Regions from separate parts of the Mus musculus genome. Here all the other regions are linked to region 1. A link is a loop called in an ENCODE intact Hi-C map of the cell type or tissue named here. Cell type or tissue: gastrocnemius. All regions are shown on one strand. Each heading gives the region's core, and the rest is flanking DNA. Links, peaks and the distances in the headings are about the cores only.

Region 1 (5,327 bases), core at 1,252-3,751:
GCCGCCGAGTAACAAGCACAACTCAACCAGTGAGCAACAAAGAGCGGCTTAACCTTTACCTGTCTAAGAAACCACACACTACGCAGGCCCACCAGCCCTTCCAGGGAGAAGCCTGTGGCCTCCTTTGTGAACCCAAAGAGACAGACTCAAGCATGTTTTCTGTTCACTGCTAGCCCACATGGCCATCAGAAGACATTACCATGCCAGAATGCCAGAAAGGGCTGCATGTGTCTCTAATCTCTATCTACTGACAATCTCATAAGAGTCCCTTTATCCCCACCATGTGTCTAGCATCAGGTTAACCACCTCAGGTCCTAACTACCCAACACTAACCTGGTTCTAAGGGGAACAGCACTACTCACACCTCTGACCTCTGTCGGGGAGGTTGGCAATGTCAACAGAGCATATACCTTATGAAGGAATACACCCAAGATAGTGAACGAACCTAGCCAGCAAGATCAGCTAAACCAACCCTAGAGATCATCATGGTGAAAGATAATGCAGCCAGACTGCCCTCGTGTCTCTGATACCTGAGGCAGCTCTTGGGGCCAGCTCCAAGAGAGGCCAGGAGAGTGGGTGGGGCCCTAAAAATCTTGAATACATTGTTAAGTAAGTCATGGTCACAAGTGCTCCAGGTAAGCTTGCTATATGTGGAAATGGCACTGTATAGAACCTCAAGCTCCTGCACACACACATTTAACACTCAAGCATGTGAGCCTCAGGTGTCTGCTTATGGGACATAGATACAGATGTATGCTGTGCAGGCCCCACTCAGTTAAGGCCCGGTGTATCTGCAGTTCCTTCGGAAGCTTGTTCATACCCCTGCCCTGTCAGCATCTTCTCTCAAGGCAGGGAACCACTCCAACCCCATCTCTATAGACTTGTGCACCTGCTTGTGAACCTTACACAGAGGAGCCAGACAGGATGAGGGTATCAGTGTCTGGCCTCGCACTCATCACTGCATCTGAGTGTTGTCATAGAAACAGGATGAGGCTGTCAGTGTCTGGTCTCTCTCATCACTGCGTCTGAATGTTGTCATAGCCACACTACCTCCCCCTCTTTGCTGTTAAAACTGTCCCCAACTTACTTATCCACCTGTGATTTACCATGTAACATAATACTTAGGTGCTTCTGACAACTGGAACACTTGTGATCTGGCAATGGGAACAGGAGGAGGAAATTAGGACATCTCAGTAAGTTCTGTATTTATAGGCCAGTTGCTTCTGGGCCACAAATGGCACAAAAGCTAGCAGCTTAAGGTGTGTGAAGAAAGTCTGGCTACATTCTACACCTGAGACAGCCACAAGGTTCATCTGCTCCTCACAGGGGCTTTTTTAAGTCCTCTACAAGGTTCTGTGGGGGGTTAGGGATCAGTAAAGGGGCCCACTGTGTGGCTGGGATTTTTCTACTACCCCCTCACTGTGGCTGACATTCTGTGGTATTCTGTTATAATAAACCTGGGAGTCAGTAAGTAATCTCAGTCTCTTGGGCCTCTGTTACTTAGGTCACCAAACAAAGAGGCAACAGTAGCATCTGTGCAATGCCTCCCTGTAATAGCGTAATAGTGAGAACCTGGAAAGCACCTAGATGCCCACAGTCAGGTTCATTTAATAACAATATAGATCAGGGCGAGTCACATGCAGGAACAGCAGAGTGAGTAGGACGGCCTGCATGGCTGGGTGCAGGGTGGGAGGCTACAGGCACCTGACTGCACTTCTGTGACTATGTTATGCTGTTTTACAATGACTCCCCCACTAAAACTAAAAAGTAAAAATAAAAGCAGCAGGGCATATGGCATACATATACTGTGATGGTGGCACTCAGAGACTGAAGCAGAGCTGGGTGTTGTGGCCCATGCCTTTAATCCCAGCACTTTGGAAGCTGAGGCAGGAAGACTGAGAGTTTGAGGCCAAACTACACTACAAAGAGAACACTGCCTCAAAAGCTACTTTTAATAAACTGTCCTGAAAGCCAAAGGTGTGTGTCTGCTGGGCTTTGCAGGCAGCTCCCACACTGCTCCCACTTCCTTTTAGAGCCATGCACATGTCGGATCACTTTTGTATCGAATCTGAAATAGCACCAATGCAGAGGGCAGAGAGGGTCATCAGGAGCCATGTCTGGAGAAGTGGGGAGACTGGAATAAAGGTCACAAGAGCCCTGTGAGGCAGCTAAGTTCTCCATTACAGATTGGTGACCCGTGATGACAGCTAATGGCTCCGACCTAGAGGTCTGAAATCCTCAGACAGGAAGTTCTGAAAGGTGATGTACATGTCAGCTGCACAGCAGAGGCCACCTCAAAGGATTTACATCAGATCTTCAAGGTACTTCACCAAGAAGCTAAAACTTTCAAAGGACGTACTGTTAATCCTAGCCCTAAATGGATTTCAAAAGGGTCACCAAGATAAAACTCCAAAGACCCCATATTAAAGGTCAAGACTTTGGAATTGTCCCAATGGCCTCAGAACATTCCTGAGCCTGCACCTCAGAGCTGGATCTTCCCCTCTGAGCTCAGAAACCACACTTATTCCAGATCCAGCGAAACAGAAGCTGATAACAAGGGAAACCACACAGGGAGATGTGAATTAGCACCATCTGTGGTCAGGGGGAGGAGGAGGAGGGCTCTGTGGCTACAGCACCACCTAGTGGCCACTGCTAAGGTCACCACCACCCAGCAACTTGATTTGCCCCAAGAAGTCAGTACCTGCCTTTGCTCTGGGCGCTCCACCGTTTTTTCTCTTGCTTTCAAGAGCAGGACCTGCACTGTGCTGCATTTGGAGTAAGTAACTAGCACAGAATGAAATTAGGCTGGCTCAGTCCCAGCATAGATAAGGGTCTGGTAATGCTCTGCTGAAGGTCTGCCCTGGGGATTGCAGCCTCCCTCTACTCGGATGGACTATGACAACTAAGAGCAGCTCCAGAAAATGCCAGCACCACACTGAGGACCACTGAGTGTATTCTCCTGTGCTAAAATCTCTCCTCTACTCTGAATGTGCTGTACTGGTTACTTTGGGTCCATGACTCAAACTTTCTTGGAGTTATAACAAGAGCCTCCGTAGCCCCTGCCTCTCAGAAGAATAAATGGGGCTGAGGGTTGAACTGAGTTAAATTCTTGCTTGCTGGGCAACAAAACTGAAGCAGAGGCACCCCTAAGACCTCTCTGCCTTCTCCATTGCTCTTAGAAGTGCTGGCCTATGTACTCCTCAGTCATTAGATCTTTGAAATTGAACCATGCTGAGGGGATGGCAAGTCAATCAGCAGGAGTCCTTCATGGAACCCTACCACACTGAACTACCCTCAACATAGTCAAAAGCTGCACATGTCGTTTCCAGTGTGACTACATGTGATGACAGGGTAATTACGATTAAATGAGTTTGCAGGGTCAGGCTCCACCCCTGACAGAATTAGTGCCCCATGGAGTCAGAGAGACCAGAGGTTGAGCTCTCTGACTTCATTCTCTCACAGGCGGGGCCAGGTACTGTGAGAAGGTAGCTAAGGTCTAATGTGGCCCCAGGTTTCATGAGTCCTAACCTCTATTCCTGAAATGAGGCCACGTTAGGAAGTAAGGCTTATGAGTGGTATTTAGGTGATGGAGTGAAGCTGTCATGAGTGGGTTAATATCTTTCTCACTGTGAATTTCTCCTCTCCTGGCCCTTGACGAGTTAGTTACCTTAAGAGCAAGTTCCTGCAAGCTGACAAGAGAGCTCAGAAAGTAAAGGCTCTTGCCACCAATGCCGAACTCCACCGACAAAAGGAGAACGGTTACCTCTCTTCCACTGTCACGTGCACTCTGCAGTGTGGCCGTGTGCACACACTCACATCTCTTCCACTGCCACGTGCACTCTGCAGTGTGGCCGTGCGCACACACTCACATCTCTTCCACTGTCACGTGCACTCTGCAGTGTGGCCGTGCGCACACACTCACATCTCTTCCACTGTCACGTGCACTCTGCAGTGTGGCCGTGCGCACACACTCACATCTCTTCCACTGCCACGTGCACTCTGCAGTGTGGCCGTGCGCACACACTCACATCTCTTCCACTGTCACGTGCACTCTGCAGTGTGGCCGTGCGCACACACTCACATCTCTTCCACTGTCACGTGCACTCTGCAGTGTGGCCGTGCGCACACACTCACATCTCTTCCACTGCCACGTGCACTCTGCAGTGTGGCCGTGTGCACACACTCACATCTCTTCCACTGCCACGTGCACTCTGCAGTGTGGCCGTGTGCACACACTCACATCTCTTCCACTGCCACGTGCACTCTGCAGTGTGGCCGTGTGCACACACTCACATGCAGAGAAGCACGCAAAGAGGTAAATGCAACACAAATTTTAAAGAAACACTTGAAGCATTGCAATGGGGATTACCTGCTCTGTAAAGCTCACAGATTAAAAGAAATCAGGTTACCATGCGCTTACTGAGCAAATATATGGTTTCTTTTACACAGCCTTTTTGACTGTGAGTTGAAGCAGCAGAAGGTTCTCACAAGGCATGGATACCTAATTTTGAACTTCTTGGCCTTCTAAATCTTAAGCCAAAATAAAGCTCATTTCTTTAAATGACCTAGTTTCTCAGAGCTTAAGAGATGACTTGGTGGTTAAGAGCACCAGCTGCTCTTTGAGAGGACCTGGGTTGGATTCCCAGAACCCACATGATGGCTCATAATCATCTTTAATTCTAGTTCCAGGGTATCCAATACCCTCAGCAGGCATTAGACACTCACATGGATTATAGATATATGTGCAGGCAAAACACCCATGCACATAAGAAATAAAAGATATTTTTAATTACTTAGTCTCAGTGAATTTGTTACAGTAAAAGAAAACAGACTCAGACAGCAGCTGTCTATAAACTAAAAAGAAATCCCCACCAGAAACCAGCCCTGACCTCAGCTTCAAAGTGGATATCCGTCTTCCAGAATAGTGGGCAAACACACGCCACTAAGCCTATTGGGATAAAGCCTGGGCAGACTAAAATGAGTGGGACGCAGACACATGGAACCATCCGACACTGAGCAGTACACAGGCAAACGGCAAGGAGTGTCCTTACAGAGCGATGTCTCGTGGCTGATGTTCTCAAAGAGAATGTTCAAGGTCTGTAGCAGCTGCACACACACATAACGGCCTGATTTCTGCCGCAGAATGTTCAAGAAGAAAACAAACATATTCTTCTCCAGGAAGAAGCTGGGGAAAGAACAAGAAAGGGTCAGTGGGTGATACGCTCACGGCTGCTATGTGTAGGCTCGCCCTATGAAGATCACCAGTGGCAAGACTAGACTGTTAGGGCTGCCTGGATAGTCTCAGTGCCCTTGATCCCATCTGCAAG
Region 2 (5,327 bases), core at 1,265-3,764, 300 kb before region 1:
ACCAGAGGCTGCAAAGTGCTGTCTCTGTAGTCTCCCACTGATCTTGCCTCAGTTTCCCTGCCTAGGTATAGCCAGTGGGCACTCTGGACAGTGTGACAGAGGGTCTGTTGCTACTGACTTGGGTGGGGCTAGGCGCTGTCCCGGCAGGTGACCACCCTGTGGGGCAGAGGCCAGGCCAGGCCAGGCACGTGCTGACTTGCCACCTCCTTCTCTACCTGGAGCAGCTGCAGCTGAGCTGGACCATGAGTATAGGAGAGGGCACCAGTGCAGTCCCAGTCCCAGCCCCAGCAGCCTTGGGCCTTCAGACTGCATCTCACAGCCCTATCTCACTCAGAAAAGCAGTCTCCTCTCTGTAGATGCCCACAGCTTATTTCTTAGACACTTGTGACCTCTGGCCTTTGGCATGCTTTCTTCATTCTTGTAGGCTCCAAGTTAATACCCACCTATGCCTGCTGTCCAGGCTTCATCCATCCACTGCCTGACTCCACTCACATACACAGCCTTGCTGTGAAGATTCCACGGCTGGCACTGGGTGTCTGTCTGTGGGCTCCAGCAAGGCTTTCAGCCTGGTCAGCAGACAGCCCTGCCCTGAGCAAGCTGAGAACCTAGCCTCCTCACAGCTAAGAACCACTCTTACAGCCCCGGGGATTCTTACTGGCCAGGGTCACACAGATATTCTCATGGCTGTGACTCACAGCAGCACAAGGGTACAGAGTGGGGTTGACAATAGGGAAAGATGCTGGGCTGAAGCTCCAAAACCCTACATGCAGCGCTCCACTGTGTCACACTGAATGCCAGCCACTTCCCCGGGGATTGTTTTGTGATGCCCGTGGGAAGCATCAACTGGAAAAGCCCTAAGGAGACACACAGGGTTCTACCAGGGCTGTCATACCACACAGGTTCCAGCTTAGTGGAGGATGCACATTTGTATAGTAGGGGGTAGCTGGCCCTCCTGTCAATCCCAGGTAACCAGGTCAGCAGTCCTAGTGCCGCTAACTTATTGCTACCCCACTCCTTACTCCAGAGCACAGACTCTGTGTCCTCTAGGGCTCAGATGTTAGGCATGGCTGGCCTTCCTGGCTTGTGCTGTAGGATCACTGAGGTGTCAGGGGAATACCTGTTGCAGAGCCTCCAGCCATGCTGAAGGAGGCCTATCTGGAGGCGATGCCATGGCCTCGGGCTGAGGAGGCCAGGCAGTGGCTACAGGCCTGGCTGTTCAGGTTGTCTGGGAGTCGAGGCTAAGGCCCACCCAGATGAACCCTGGAGCTGGGAAGGGGTGTGTATGATAAGGTGGGGTGGGGCTGAGCTCAGTGAAGGTGCCTCTGACAGCTGTCTCTGCCCTCCCTACTCCCCAAGGTCATCCACCGTACAGTGTCCTGGGCTGAGACTCAGGCCTCCTGGGTCCTGAGCAAACCCTTGCTGAGCACATCCTCTTATGCAGCCGTGTAAGTGTGCTGAGACTTACTCGCGAGTCCTGTGTTCCTGCTACATGACAGGACTGAGTCTGTCTGTACTGTAGGGCAGCATTGCCACACAGGAGGTTCTCATTTGACAGGTGGGAAACTGAGGCTTAGGCTCTGCGCAAGCACTGTTCACATTCTAGTTAGTTTTGCAAAACACTTAGCTATGGGGAAAGGCATCCTTGGCTAGCAGGCTGGATGTGGTCTAATGGGCAGGAGGCCAGTCCCTGACCTATATGTATTAGGTGGCACACTGCTGCAGAAAGACACATGGGTGAGGGTAAAGCTTGGCTGAGAAGCACAAGAGGGCTCCCCTTTTTAAAGTACGGTTCTTTGGGCCTGCACGTATGTGGGCCCGCATGTGTATGCACTCGTATGTGGATGCCTGAAGCTGATAGAGAATAATGGCCTTACTTGTTGAGGCAGGCTCTCTCAATCAATCCCAGAGTTCACTGATAGGGCTAGTCTTGCCAGGCAGCTTGTTCTGGGGATCCATCTGCCTTCTGAGAATGAAATCACAAGTTCTGTCATGCTCGCCTCACATTTATGTGTGGTTCTCAGTATCTGATCTTGTGCTTGCGTGGCAAGTGCCTTAACCACTGAGCCTTCTTGCCAGCCCAGAGGTGGTGAATTTTGAGTATGCAGCTCTGGGTAGGCACACACTGGTGGAGAGCAGGGTTTGGGAGGTTGCAGAGCCGTGGTACCGGTCTGAAAAGTAGTAAGGAAGCCAGCAGGATTTGAGCACGTTCCAGGTGGTTTAAGGCCTTGGCTTCTGCTTGGAGATGGGCGCATACAAGGGGTTTGGCCCAGGGGAAGGTGGATCTCTGTGTATTCCCACTGGCCCCCATGGTGAGGGGCCTGGCTGTTCAGGTTGCCTGGAAGTTGGCAGCTAAGGCCCATCCCAGTGTCCCTGCACAGAGTATAGGGCTGGCTGGGGTTGCTGGAGCAAACTCAGTGTGGAAGGGATGAGAGGCAGTCAGAATCCAGATGTGCTTTTAGGTCAGCCTGGAGAGGATCAGGACTCACCTGGATGGCGGTGGTAAAAGAGGAGTGAGAGGTGATTTCAAAGTATTTGGCCTCAACAGCCGGAAGGACAGAGGCCCCTCTATAGACAAGGGGCAAACCACAGGGGCTTCTGTGCGTGGCTAAACAGTGCAGTGTAAGCAGAACTGTAGCGGCCTGAACCACAGGACTTTTCTCATGCTGTTCTGTGCTGTTAGATGAGAAGGGATTAACCATGGAGACGTGGGCAGCGAAGGCCTCACAGGTAGGAGCCGGCAAGAGCGCCTACAGTTCCCTTCTTGCCCAGCAGGTGGCAGCATGGTGCCTCTTGGGTGTGGGAAACTTGACCCTAACTCTTGGTTGAATTCCTACTCTGCCTCAGTTTCCCCACCTGTAAACTTGGGACATACCTCAAAGGAAAACGAGTGAAGAAACAGCTAGAAACCTAGCAGGGTCTGTGTAGACCGAGGGCTTCAGCAGATGGCACTGAGTGGCCGTTCTCAGTGCCTCACCCCCAGATTTTTCTCACTCTTTCCAACCTCAGGTTCCACAGCCTGAGAAAGTTCTAGAGTCTCTCCCTAGCCTGGAGAAATCTCTGACAATCCCCCTTTGTCTGGGCTCCTGTTCTGGCCCACTCAGCATCATCTTACTGTGCCTGTAAACCTCTGACAGGTACCCTGGCTTGCCTCCCTCAGTGTCTACGCCCATCCCCATTACCCCACTGGCCCCTGGAGCAGGGTGCACAGGCAGCTGTGGCCCTATTGCAGGACTTTGGATTATCTTATAAGGACACTTCTGCAGAGAGAGGGGAGCCCTCTCTAGGGGGACAGCATCTGTGATTCCTTTCCAGCCTGTGACATCACTGTCCTTCAGGGAAAGAGAGGCTCAGTGAGCCATCTCGACTTGCTGGGGGACCCATCTCTGTGTCCATCTCCTCTGTGTCCATTTCAGGAACCACTCCGTGACCGTAAGGCTTGCCACTCCTGCCTGTGGGGGATGGGCCCCTGCACGCAGCCCAGGTGGTCAGTTACCTGGTGGAGGAGAAATTCCTGTGGCCACTCCACAGGTTGTATGAGCCTAAAGTGCTAGCCAGGTTCTATGGGTTCCAGCATCGCCTGCTGAGAAGCCTTTTCAAGGGTAAGTCCTGCCCACTTCCCGGTCCTCTGCCTGTGGGATCCTATAGGGCTTCATGACCAGTAGGCACAGGAAAGCCTGTCAGGTCCCGTGGAATCGCAGCCCAGCCCCACAAGTTCCTGGGCTTGGTGAGGTCATCTGGGGCTACTGACCCTGCTAGGATTCTGTCAGGAATATAAAGTCCTGGCTGGCTAAGGAGGCATACACAACATCTGGGGGTTCCTTCTGAGGCCAGCCTTCTCCCAGGGGGCCTTGGTGGAGAAAGAGAGGGCTGAGCTCCAGTTGGAGCTGGAAGGCTGCTAATGGAGCCTTATGGAGGAGGCGGCGGTGTCTGTAGCCTGTGGCCCTGATGTGCCTCTGAGAAGACCCCGGGGAAGCCGCCTCTGGCTCGCGCTGCTATATAATTTCTTCATCCTCAGTTTCCTCCCGTGTGAAGTAGAGGGAATGCCACGGCTGGCTTGTGCAGGCATGCCATCTGAACCCAAGCCCTTGCTACAGAGGAGGCAGAGCTTCAGGCGTGGCATAGGGTGGTTTATGGTGTGCCGACATTCCCGAGCTCAGCGTCTTGGGAGCGCCCCCAGACTTGGAAGCACACTTGTTTCTGGGTTAACACTTAGCGTCGAGCTGGTCTGTCCTCTTCTCAGATTGAGCTGTGGTAGCCAGTGCCAGGTCCATGGTGACCTTTGATGGGCAGATGTGGGACCTGGGTCCCTGCTGTGGCAGCTTCCTGCTAGCCAAGACCTCTCAGTAAATGTCCTCTCTGATGCTGAGCCGCACAAGCTCGGAGTTCACGTCCTTCATGTAGAGCTGAATGAACCACGCAACCCTTGTTCTGTATCCTAAAGCTTACCTGTACCCTAAAGCTTAGTGCATGGGTTGGGGGCTGGGCTGGGGGTGGGGAGGACTCCCCAGAGCCTCTTGTCCACATGTTGCCTAAGGGTTAGTTGCTGGGAGTGATTCCAGACTCACCCGTGTGTGTGGTCCACAGGCTTACAAGATGTATGACACTGCCTGGCCTTGGGGCTGCTGGGGTCTAGAGCCATCTCCTGCTGAGCACTGGGTCCAGGGCTGAGCTGAGCAGCTAGGATGGTGTGTCCATCTCCTGGGATGTGCCAGCAGGCCTCTGCAGTCTGATGCTAGGCCTGTGGCACCATGGTGGGTTGGGGCTTGATGTTCCCCACAAGGGCCTTTTCCAGCTCTGCCGGGGCCAGACTTCAGGGATGAGGTGACACGCCCCTTCTCAGCGGCACTGCAGTTGGCCTCCTGGTGGGGAAGGGCCAGTGGGCAAGAACTGGAGATAATCTCAATGGCTGCCTTTGCTGACTGGACACTTCCCTGCTGGGGTCACCATGACTGCTGGCCTCTTTTCTAGTGTGACACAGCTGCCTCCTTCTCAGTCCTGGTCATTCCTGTCCCATTACAGATGACCCAGTAGAAGCTGGACACTCACCCCTGCTTCCAGGGCCAGCTTCTGGCCCAGGGTTTCTGACCCAGCTTGGCTCTCTTCCCTGGAGACAGTCTGGACAGAGTGAAGTCAGCTCTCATGAGGTCTCCCAACATGCAAGTAGACCACAAGAGGTCTTCTGGAAAGCTTCCTAAGTGGCCCAGTGGGCTGGGACTGTGGGAGAAGGCACTGCAAGGCACAGTCCTCCTTAGATCATCTTTTCCCTCCCCAACTTCTGAGAACTCTGGCGTCCTGGGGAGTCAGGAGGGGGAGCTTTCCCAACAGGT
Region 3 (5,327 bases), core at 1,402-3,901, 470 kb before region 1:
GCCTTCAAGAGAACAATGTAACAGCGAACATCACTTGCCTTGGATTTCCCATTTAACTGACTGCTCTTTCAAAGGTCCTGAGTTCAATTCCCAGCAACCACATGGTGGCTCACAAACATATGTAATGGGATCTGATGCCCTCTTCTGGTGTGTCTGAAGACAGCGACAGTGTACTCACATGCATAAAATAAATCTTAAAAAAAAAAATCTGTTCTTCCTGAACTCAGAGTAATGTTCTAATAATCATTTGCCAAAAGGAGCAAAAAGAGGTCAAAAGTGACGTTATAAAATGAACATCTATTGTAAATGCTGAACTCACATACAGCTAGCGCCTGACAAACAGACGCTTGTAACACTGTTCGCTATCTGGGGCAGATGCAGTCAGTGACTTGATCCCTTGTAAAATTCTGCTTGAGGTTTCTGTAAAGTCTCCCTCACGCCTTCCCCATGTGATGCTTTCTGTGTTGTGCAGTAAGAACATAGCAAAGCCCTTTGTTAGGGACAGACGCACAGGGACACAGTCACACGGCAGCCTTCAGGCAGGCACAGATTCAGACTCATACAACAGACAGACAAGAGGACAGAAGACACAGGGAGACTGAAATGGGAAGTTCTCATCTAAGCTCACTCTTGGTTCAGTGACCCCCAAGGCGAGGGCTTTGGTTTCTTTCCTTAATTTGATATTAATACATTATTGGTGACTCAGAATTAATCACTAATGTTTTTAATCCACACAAAAACATAAGCAAGTAGTGTTAAATTTTTAAACTGAAAGGAAGGAAGGAAGAAAGAAAGAAGAAAGAAAGAAAGAAAGAAAGAAAGAACCCACATAAAATCAGACATGAATAATGGCCCCTGAGAACTTCCAAGTCCTCCATCCAGTGCTCAGGGTGCGTCAAAAAGGACTTCAGGTGTTGTTAAGGAGCCAGGGAATCTACCATAGTCACAGAGATACTCCCATAAGGCAAGAATTGGGAAGGCGCCAATAGCAGGAGTTACAGAAGAGACCTAATGAAGGAGCCTTGAGCCAAGGGAGGCTGAAGCCTCAGGAAGCCGGAAGAGCCTCCCAAAGGCTTTTATCCACAAGCAAATCACTGTGGATTTCTGCCTCTCAAGGACTACAAATGATGCAAACCCCAGAGTGTGGTCAATTGTTAGTGCAGCTTCAGGAAGTTAACACAGTGGGAGAGTGGCTGCCTGTGATTTCTTTCCATCCCTGAGTGTGTAGGCTTAAGTGGTAGGGAAGTTGGTTAAGTGAGGTGGTATTGTAACTAGGTGTGGGGCTGAGTGTGTGAGTGTGTGTGTGTGTGTGTGTGTGTGTAGCATAATGTGCCCGAGGATGGACAGTTGGGTAGACCGTCCCTCCCATAGTGCTCTAGAACTATGAGGACGCTGACTGAAGGGCTCAAGAGGTCCAGTTGCGGTACATGCCTTTAGCACAGTGCCCAAATTCAAGCGAAACACGAAAGTTTCCTTAACAGAAACTGCCAAGGCTTGTAACTGAAGCAGAACCTGATAGAACAACTTTGGAAATGTGTGGGTGCCTACAAGCACCTCTTTCTTCATCTTCTCTGTGGCTAACATGAGGAAGAGCAAGCTGAGGGACATGGGAATGCCTGGAAGCACAGCAAACACAAGGTGATGATGGTGGCCTTGGGTCGAAGCCATCAGACAACCTACATCAGGTCAGCAGGGAGTTGAGAGGTGAAGCTGGGCTCCTTTTTACCACCCGCAGGAAGAAGGCGGTGAATGAGTGGTTCACACAGAGCTGGGAACAAGGCAACTTTAACTGCGCTGGATCCAGGGCCCCTGAAGCAGCTCCCTCATTCCACGGAGCCACAGCTGAGGCAGCTGGGGCTGCCCACTGCCCTCAAGAAAGGTGTGGAGACCCTGCTGTCTGACTATTAAGTACGCAAAGTAGGTGATGTGCTGACCACAAAGCAGGCCCATGTCCTGAAGCTGTTTGGGAATGAGATGGCTGAATTCAAAGTGACCATCAAATTCACGTGGGATGCCAGGTCGGGAAGATTCCAGCGGGGAACCGGGAGGATGACCTGCCCAAGGTCGCACGTGAGTCTGAGGGAGAGTCTGAAGAAGAGGGTGACAGCTGACTCTGAGAGCCAGAACTAAGGCCTTCCAGCAAGTCCTCCACTGGGCTCCAGTGCTGCTGTCACCTCTCTGGAGGGAGCAGCTTTTTATTTTGCTATGGATAACAACAAGGGAGGGTGTTGGGTAATGATTCTGTTTCTTTATAGAATAAAAGTCTGTCCACAAGGTGCTCCCTGTAGACAGCAGGGGGAAGAAGAGTTCTGGGTGCAGGTCTAACTCTGGTTCTCAGTCACCCATGTGACCTCAGGAAGCCGCTGTCTGTCTTTGAGTCTTCGTTTATTCCTCTGTCAACCACAAAAGTTGGACCTAGAGCCTCCATCCCTGCCGTCCGGTAGCAGGCGTGAGTGCTTGATGTCTGGGTGAGGCTGTGCCCCTCAAGGAGCTGAGCACTTCCAGGGTGGCTGAGCGCCCTCTAGAGGAAGACTCTGGAGTGGCCGAGAATCTCTTCCTCATGGGAGGGATGAGGGATGGTCCCCTGGAAGAGATCGAATGCGTCTCAGGAAATACTGAAGGAGGAGGGTCCCTCCAACACAGTGCAGGCCCAGAACCCCCGGGTAAGACCTTACTTGGAAATTGGGCCTTGCCAATGGGATCAAATAGAAATGGAAGATCCTGGATCAAGCTTCCCACCAGTGTCTGTGGTCCTCCGACCCGGGGAGAAGGCCACGTGATGACATAGGCAGAGACTGGGGTGATGGCATCAGGGAGCCCAAATCTGTGACTCATGATCCTCCTGCCTCAGCTCCCTGCTGAGATCAGGGATGTTCCTCGGTCTGTTCAAGAGGAGTTTCGATGGCTGCTGCTGTGATTCTCTTTGGACTCTCATTAGTGACCTCTGAGAGAAAAGTGTAAATGATTTAGGATTTGGAAATCCTGGCTGCACTGGGAAGAGGACCGACCAAGTGAGTATTGAGGGATTTTCTGGTTTCGCACTGGGAAATTTCAGGGGATTTTTTTTTTAATGGGGGGTTTTCTGAGCTGGGCACTCGAGGTGGAGACCTGCTTTCTCAGAGGTTTTAAACCTCTATCAAAACGAAAAAGGAAAAGGGAGGAGGAGGATGGAGAGTCAGCAAGATGGCAGGTGAGGATGCTTGCAGCTCAGCCTGAGGACTGATTTCCCACGAGAGAACCAAGTCGTCCTTTGTCCACCGCTCTCCACATTTGCAGTACCTTGCACACGTGCATACACATGACAAGTGGGAGCGGGAGTGACGCAGGACACACAAACGCATATTGGGCATGGTGGCTCATGCCTGTAATCTCCAACACTCGGGAATATGAGAAAAGATAGTAGCTGAAGGCTCACAGCCAACCTGAACAACAGAGTCTGTCTCAAAAAAGAGGAAAGAAAGAAAGAAAGAAAGAAAGAAAGAAAGAAAGAAAGAAAGAAAGGAAGGAAGGAAGAAAGGAAGAAAGACAGACAGACAAGACTAGGTGATAGACACTTTAGGCCCAGCACACGGGAATCGGAACAAAGAGAATCTCAGTGACTTCAAGACCAACCTGGTCTACACATCGAGTTCCAGGCTAGCCAGAGCTACAAAGTAAGACCTCATCCTAAAAGAACAAAACGAAACAAAACAAGACAAACAAACGAGGGCTGGAGATACGACCCAACAGTAAGAGCACTTACTGCCCAAATGGGTTCTTAGCACCCACGGTCAGCTCAGAGACCCCTGTAATTCAAATCCTACGGGATCTGGGATCTTCTTCTGATCCTTTCAGTTACAGGAAACATACACAGTACATGGACATACTTGCAAGCAAACAAGAATATAAATAAAATAAAAAGGAATAAATATTTTCTAAAAAAAACCACAGAAGTTATGCATATTACAGATAAGCCTTGGTCTGGGTTTTGAGCAGCTTCACAGCACACTTGAGGCCCCCTTCTTAGTAAGTGGAGGGGCTAAGACTGGAATCCAACTTGACGGATACCCAGAGCCCAGCTCTAAATCCCAAAGGCTGACCTCCATAGATCAGCCAAGCTGCCCTTCCCCAAACCGCCTGTAGGGAAATCAGAGAGCACCAGGCGTTTCCTGGCCAGCAGGGGGTGCCGCAGTCTTAGGCAATAGGAGAACCCTGGGTAACCAGGACAGGAGTCTAAAGGGAAAAAACAAAAAACAAAAAACAAAAACAAAAACTAGAATCAGCCCAATCCCCATTTTACAGAGGAGGAGTCTTGGTCCTAGAGAGAAGAGGAGAAAGGGCCACTCTGGGGTGACTCAGTATCTCTGACCTTCCTCAGCTGTCAGCATTCCTGTTGGGGAACCTGAGTTTTTTCAGCTTGTGGAAACAAGGAGAGGACAAGGGAGGTGACAAAGATTGGCCAAGGTCCAAATACACCTTGTGGGCTTCTTCTTCTATTGGTACTGCAGGTGTTGAACAGAGGACAAGATGACATCATCCTACAGCACCTGAGAAGTTATTTCTCTGCTGGGGAAACAAGCCAGCCAGTTCAAGCTGAATTAGAGTACATACGAAGGCAGGTTTATTGGAAAACCACTCTTGGTCGAGTTCTCTGGTCCGAAGGAATGAAGCCAGGGAAGTTGCCATGGAGAGGGAGACAGAGGGAAGGAGACAGAGGGAGAGAGAAAGAGCATGGGCAGCAGAGAGAGAAAATGCAGAGATGGGGAGAGAAGGGAGTGACCATACAGGGAGGAGCCTCTGGGGGGAGAGAAGCCCAGCCACTGGGCTGGAAAGTTTAGGGTAGAGGGCGGGTATACTAGGTCAGGACTGCGGGGAGAACCTGGAGGCTGGATCAGTCTTGGTATGCAAAATATACACCTCAGTCCCTTATCCTGGCCTGAAACCCAAGAGCACCTGTCTTCCAGGCTAAGGCAGCCATTTGTTGGCTCTTTTGTAGACAGGGTCGGTCTCACTATGTAGCTCTGGCTGTCCTGGAACTAGCTATGTAGACCAGGCTGTTCTTGAGCTCACAGAGACCCTCCTGCCTCTGCTTCCAAGGGCTTGTGGCTTGTGCCACCACACCTAGCTCAGACTAAGGCATCTTGAAGCCTATTTTGGACCTTTTGCAATTTAGGCTCAGGCTCTTTCTCTGTCTCTCTGTCTCTGTCTCTGTCTCTCTCTCTCTCTCTCTCTGTGTGTGTGTGTGTGTGTGTGTGTGTGTGTGCATGCACATGTGTATATGTGGAGACCTGAGGTTGGCATTAAATATCTCTTTAATCTCTCCCGCAGCCCACTCATCCCCCGCATTC
Region 4 (5,327 bases), core at 1,130-3,629, 200 kb before region 1:
TGCAGACCAGGAGGCGGGTGCTGCCTATTCCCCAGGGAAGGGAACCCATGGGAGAGTCCTCTGCCAAGGCAGCCTTGGTGGAGGCAATACTACAGGGGGAGGGTTGCCTAAGGAACAGGCATCTCTAGTGATAAGATGGGTAGGCAGGCTGCCCATTCACAGAAGCCCATGAAACACCCTGGACCACAAGAAGCTGGCCTCCACGGCATCACAGTGGTACCCCTTACAGGAGCAGACATGGACAACCCTTCAGAATATAAGCAGGGCCTTATATATACGTATTGCATGCTGTGTCTTTAGGGCTCAGAGAAGTGCCTGGCATACAGCTGGTGTTTAATAAATGTATGTAGAAGGCAGAAGGTGGGAAGGGAGACAAACGGGGAGGAAAAGAGAAGGGGGGAAGAAAGAAAGCAAAGGGGAGAAGGGATAAAGAGAGGAAAAGGAAGCAGAGGGTGGGGGAGGAGAAGGAGGTGGAGGAGGTGGTGGCAGGGGTCCCTACCAGATGTGAGCATCCTTCTGCTCTCTTGTGTCTTAACTTTTATTGGCCTGTGTTAATTAAAAAAAAAAAAGAAGTTTCCAAGGAGAGGTTGATTTTGTAAACAGTGCCAATCTTTCCACTCAGGTGGCCTCACAACACCGCCCCCCCCTCCATCCATGCCTTCGGGAACTTAAGACCAACTAACTCATCCAGGGTAGAGTAACAGAGAAGCCACCGGAAGCTCACAGGACAGGCTGTACCAAACCTACAGGGCGGACACACGTCCCACTCCTCCCCCAGGGGGGTGTTACCTCTGCCAGGGTGGAGACCTTGACCAGGGGATCTTGCCCAAGCTGCTCTGATCTCTAGGAGGAACTCCACCCGCTTGCTTTCCAGGAACTCTGCCTGCCACTGTGGGCTGTGGCTCGCAGCCCAGCCGCAGGCTGCACCAATTCGGACAGGACACTGCTACTCTGGACCACTGTGGACCCTGGCTCTCTCACCTGTGCTACCCAGGAAATGGGGCCCCCCACTTGGGTGCATTGAGGGCACTCTGAGTTTTGATTTTGCCATCAGTTTCTTCCTCACCTCTGCTCCCCACTCCTCCCTCTTTTCCTCCTCTGTCTTCTTTTTCTTACTCTCCTCTTTCATTTTTGATGCTGCTGGGGCCTCTCACATGCCTGGCAAGATCCCTGCTACTGAGCCACACTTCAAGCCTTTCGGCTATAAATCTAACAAACCCCACCACAGTTCAGTGGCATTTAGCAATTCAGCCTCTTACAGCCTAGCTTTCAGAGTTCATTTATGCTGAAATTTTTACCTAGCCTCATTTCCTCTACTCTGGAATGACTCCTCCATTTCCCTACACTCTGGTTGGTACCAGGGTCCTCCTGCCTCCACCCTCTAAGTGCTGAGATCAAGGTGTGCACCACCTGCCACACCTGGCTTATGCGGTGCTGAGAACTGAACCTAGGGCTTTGCGCATGCCAGGCAAAGACTGTACCACCGAGCTATGGCCCATCTCCAAGACCTATCTGCAGCTCAGGCTGGCCTTGAGCTATCACCTACTCAGCCTTCCTCATGTTTGAGGAAGGTGAGTCTTCAGCCAGTTACTGATACCAAACAAGCAGAGAACTGCATCCTCTGGGGTGCAGCTCCTCACAGCCTAGTCCTTATATTGGAAGCTGCCATGGGTTCTTTGCATAGTGACAAATCACCTGTGTAAACCCAGGAGGGACGGGGGTGGGGTGGGGTGGGGTGGAGAGGGATTGTCATAAGTTTGAGGTGAAGGAAGCATGGTAAAACACCTGGGGTAGAAAAAGTGGGGTTTCTCTCCTTTTGTGTTTCAGGTGGCAACTTAGCAGCAACTGGGGACCTTTCTTTTTTCTTTTTTTTTTTCTGTTGTCCCTTTTTAAAAAATAATTTTCTTTTTTCATTTCTTTATTGTTTAATCTTTTTTTTTTTTTTTTTAACAATCTAGACCTTATATCCCTGTAGGTCCACCCGCCAACTGTTCCACATCCCACATCTCTTACCCCAATCTCCAAGATTTTCCCATGCATACCCTCCATCCCATCAGAACTCCCCACTCTGAGGGCCCCACATTTCTTGAGCGTTAGGTGTATCTTTCTTAATACCAGATCTAGTGGCAAAACTTCCACTGCTCTTCCTGTACCTGTTGGGTAGCCTGGCCCTTGTGCTCCGGCTTTTCTCTACCTTTGCTTGAGCTCAGGGTGGGGCTGGCTCGGCTCTCTTCATTCTCCAGTCTGATGACCTCCTCAATCCTATAATCTTGTCCTCTACTGAGACGCCCGCAGGGGTTTCTCTCCTATTCAGTGGACCCTGACTGACATGTGTCAGGACAGGAACTCAAACTCAGCTCACCTGTCTCCTGGGGCTAAGCCTGGTGCAACAAAACCTCTTGGTTGAACTTTCTCCAGCTCCAGCTGTGCAAGATCTCTGCTCTTGTCTACTAGAGTTGAGTTGCAATACCATCTCTCACCAGCAGGGGAGACCAGCCAGTAGGAAGTGCTGTGACAGAACTCTGCTTAGAAATCGGTTCTCCACGAGTTGGTCTTCCTTCTTCTTGATTTTCTTGTGTTTTGGAAATTGTATCTTGGGTATTCTAGGTTTCTGAGCTAACATCCACTTATCAGTGAGTGGATATCAAGTGACTTCTTTTGTGATTGGGTTACCTCACTCAGGATGATATCCTCCAGATACATCCATTTGCCTAAGAATTTCATAAATTCATTGTTTTTAATAGCTGAGTAGTACTCCATTGTGTAAACGTACCACATTTTCTGTATCCATTCCTCTGTTGAGGGACATCTGGGTTCTTTCCAGCTTCTGGTTATTATAAATAGGGCTGCTATGAACATAGTGGAGTATGTGTCCTTATTACCAGTTGGAACATCTTCTGGGTATATGCCCAGGAGAGATATTGCTGGATCTGCCAGTAGTACTACGTCCAATTAAAAAAAAAAAAAAGAAAGAAAGAAAAAGAAATCGGTTCTCCAAATCTGTTGGTGGCCTTTTTGTCTTATTGACAGTGTCCTTTGTCTTACAGAAGCTTTGCAATTTTATGAGGTCCCACTTGTCGATTCTCGATCTTACAGCACAAGCCATTGCTGTTCTATTTAGGAATTTTTCCCCTGTGCCCATATCTTCGAGATTATTCCCCACTTTCTCCTCTATAAGCTTCAGTGTCTCTGGTTTTATGTGAAGTTCCTTGATCCACTTAGACTTGAGCTTTGTACAAGGAGATAGGAATGGATCAATTCACATTCTTCTCCATGATAACTGCCAGTTGAGCCAGCACCATTTGTTGAAAATGCTATCTTCTTTCCACTGGATGGTCAAACATTTCAGAGAACCCAGGCTCTCAGAAATTCCTACAACTGAGGCTGACATAGCCAGGCACTTCTCAGAAGTCTGAAGCCAAATTATCTGGGGAGTACTGGGCAAGTTTCTGAACCTCTCTGAGCTTTAATCTCCTTTGTGATTATAGTGTGCCCATGTATAATCCCAGCACTCGAGGGACTGAGGTAAGAGAATTTTGAGTTTGAGAACAACCTGGACTACAGAGGAAGACCGGGCCTCAACAAACAAACAAACAAACAAACAACAAACAAACAAAGAAAGCACATGGCTGACAATATCTGTGCTGAGGATCTTTGAAGGATGGAATGAGCTAAGGTGCCTGATGTCAATGAAAAATTACCCTGTCCTCTGCTGCAGCCTCCTATAATTTGATTCTGCTCCGTGAGATCGCAGGTCTCAGTTAGGGGTGGCTCTCAAGGGTCTGGAGGGCTCTTCATTCTATGGCTGATATCTTGGCTGGTATTATGAGAGGACGTCTCTGCTAACCTGAGGCCTCCTCCTATGTCTTGGACGTCCTTTGAGTGTGGCAACCTGAGGGAGTCACCTCACACCTGGTAGCTCAGGTTGGGCTATCTGTTCTAAAATACAAGGCAGAGGAGGGGTGAGATGCCTCAGAAGTAAAGACGGTCTTTATCAAACATGATGCCCTGAATTGAGTCGCCAGAACCCATATAATAAAAAGAAAACCCATGGCCCCCTCCTCTCCCTTGCCCCCAACACATATACAAACACACGATTTAAAACCAAGGCAGCCTCAGAGGTCACATGGGGTCACTGCTGCGATATTCTTGTGGTTGAATTGGTCGCCTTAACCACTAACCCAACTGGACTGAGGATCACTTTGGAAGCATACCTAAGGATGTTTCAAGGGAGGTTTAACTGAGCAGGAAAGATGACCCTGGGCATGGGCAACACTCCCATGAACTGGAGCCCTGAACTATATCAATCTAAGAAAGTGAGGATCAGTATTCGCATCACTCTGTCCCTTATGGATGCTATGTGACCAGCTGCCTTCCTGACACAATGAACTGTGCCCCAAACTGTGCGCCCAAATGATCCTTGCCCTCTCTAAGTCACTCTTGTTAGGTATGCTGTCATGGCAGTGAAAAATAGCCTGTGAAAGCCCACTCAATCTCGGGGGGGGGGGGCTGTGGACCCACCTGTAAGCCCAGGAAGTGTTAAGGAGTGCTTGGCTGTGCCTTCAAGGCAGTGTCTAGAATAGCCATGCTCTCTGCTAGAGATGGGAAAGGAAACAACATCTGCAGGTGTGAGAACAAGGACATATCAATAATCACTTGATTCTTGATGCTTGCTGGTCACAGCAGACAGGGACAGGCAACCCAGGTCTGGGGAGGGACACAGCCTCCAGCTGACCAGCCATCACTGTCTCTTCATTCTCTCCCACGTCTGTGGAGGCAAAAGAATATGGCTAGCCAGACCTACTGCCTGTAATCGTAGGACCCAGAAAGCCAAGGGAGGAGGATTATGAGTTGAGGTGAGATCCTATTCAATCAATCAATCAAAGCACGTGGTGAGAGATGGGTCTCCAAGGGTAGGTCATAATAATACCACACTGGCACGGTTTCTGGGGATCTGAATTCTGATCCTTCTACTTTTGTGGCAAGTGCTTTATATACTGAGCCACCTCCTCTGCCTCTGCCTCCTCCTCCCCCTCCCCCTCCTCCTCCTCCTCCTCCTCCTTTTCCTCCTCTTCCTTCCTCTTTTGGAGATAGGGTTCTCACCAGACTGTCCCCTGTATATTCAAGGGGGTGGTTCTGGACACCTGGCCCCTGCCTCTACAAGTGCTGGGATTATAGGAGTGCTGTATGTTTGGCTAGAAACCATCTTTTAAAAAGATGAAATAAATGTCAAGTGACTAAATAAGCAAAGTTCTTGACACGGTTCGGCAGGGCTCCATACACAGCAGCTGGGATTGTTCATTGCACAGCCATTCCTAAGTGGCAAG

Evidence for each region. A loop is a pair of places that touch in the nucleus more often than their neighbours do. Peaks named below come from ENCODE experiments on the same cell type or tissue, not always from the same donor. Only the 100,000 strongest peaks of a DNase experiment are listed, where the experiment ranks them.
Region 2: it touches region 1 in a loop (4-fold over the local background); 28 of 42 quality-filtered maps call a loop at or near these places.
Region 3: it touches region 1 in a loop (2.2-fold over the local background); 13 of 42 quality-filtered maps call a loop at or near these places.
Region 4: it touches region 1 in a loop (3-fold over the local background); 5 of 42 quality-filtered maps call a loop at or near these places.

Annotation. Positions count from the first base shown.
Region 1 is chr16:10,562,995-10,568,321 of GRCm38, reverse strand. Clec16a (C-type lectin domain family 16, member A) reads right to left here. Exons shown (of 23, transcript NM_001204229.1): 3 at 5,052-5,185. Among named protein-coding and RNA genes, the nearest start is that of Clec16a, 20 kb to the right of the region's middle. In gastrocnemius, for the core only: a CTCF peak has its summit at 2,639 (motif pointing left); a DNase peak (open chromatin) is centred at 2,640; H3K27ac peaks cover 1,029 bases.
Region 2 is chr16:10,865,538-10,870,864 of GRCm38, reverse strand. No RefSeq gene overlaps it. Among named protein-coding and RNA genes, the nearest start is that of Rmi2, 33 kb to the right of the region's middle. In gastrocnemius, for the core only: a CTCF peak has its summit at 2,764 (motif pointing right); DNase peaks (open chromatin) are centred at 2,763 and 3,563; H3K27ac peaks cover 913 bases.
Region 3 is chr16:11,033,454-11,038,780 of GRCm38, reverse strand. It overlaps Gm10832 (a long non-coding RNA gene), which reads right to left. Exons shown (of 3, transcript XR_003951970.1): 2 at 2,676-2,944; 3 at 709-2,584. It also overlaps the pseudogene Gm3919. Among named protein-coding and RNA genes, the nearest start is that of Gm10832, 4.3 kb to the right of the region's middle. In gastrocnemius, for the core only: a CTCF peak has its summit at 2,527 (motif pointing left); a DNase peak (open chromatin) is centred at 2,522.
Region 4 is chr16:10,764,489-10,769,815 of GRCm38, reverse strand. No RefSeq gene overlaps it. Among named protein-coding and RNA genes, the nearest start is that of Socs1, 18 kb to the left of the region's middle. In gastrocnemius, for the core only: a CTCF peak has its summit at 2,468; a DNase peak (open chromatin) is centred at 2,445.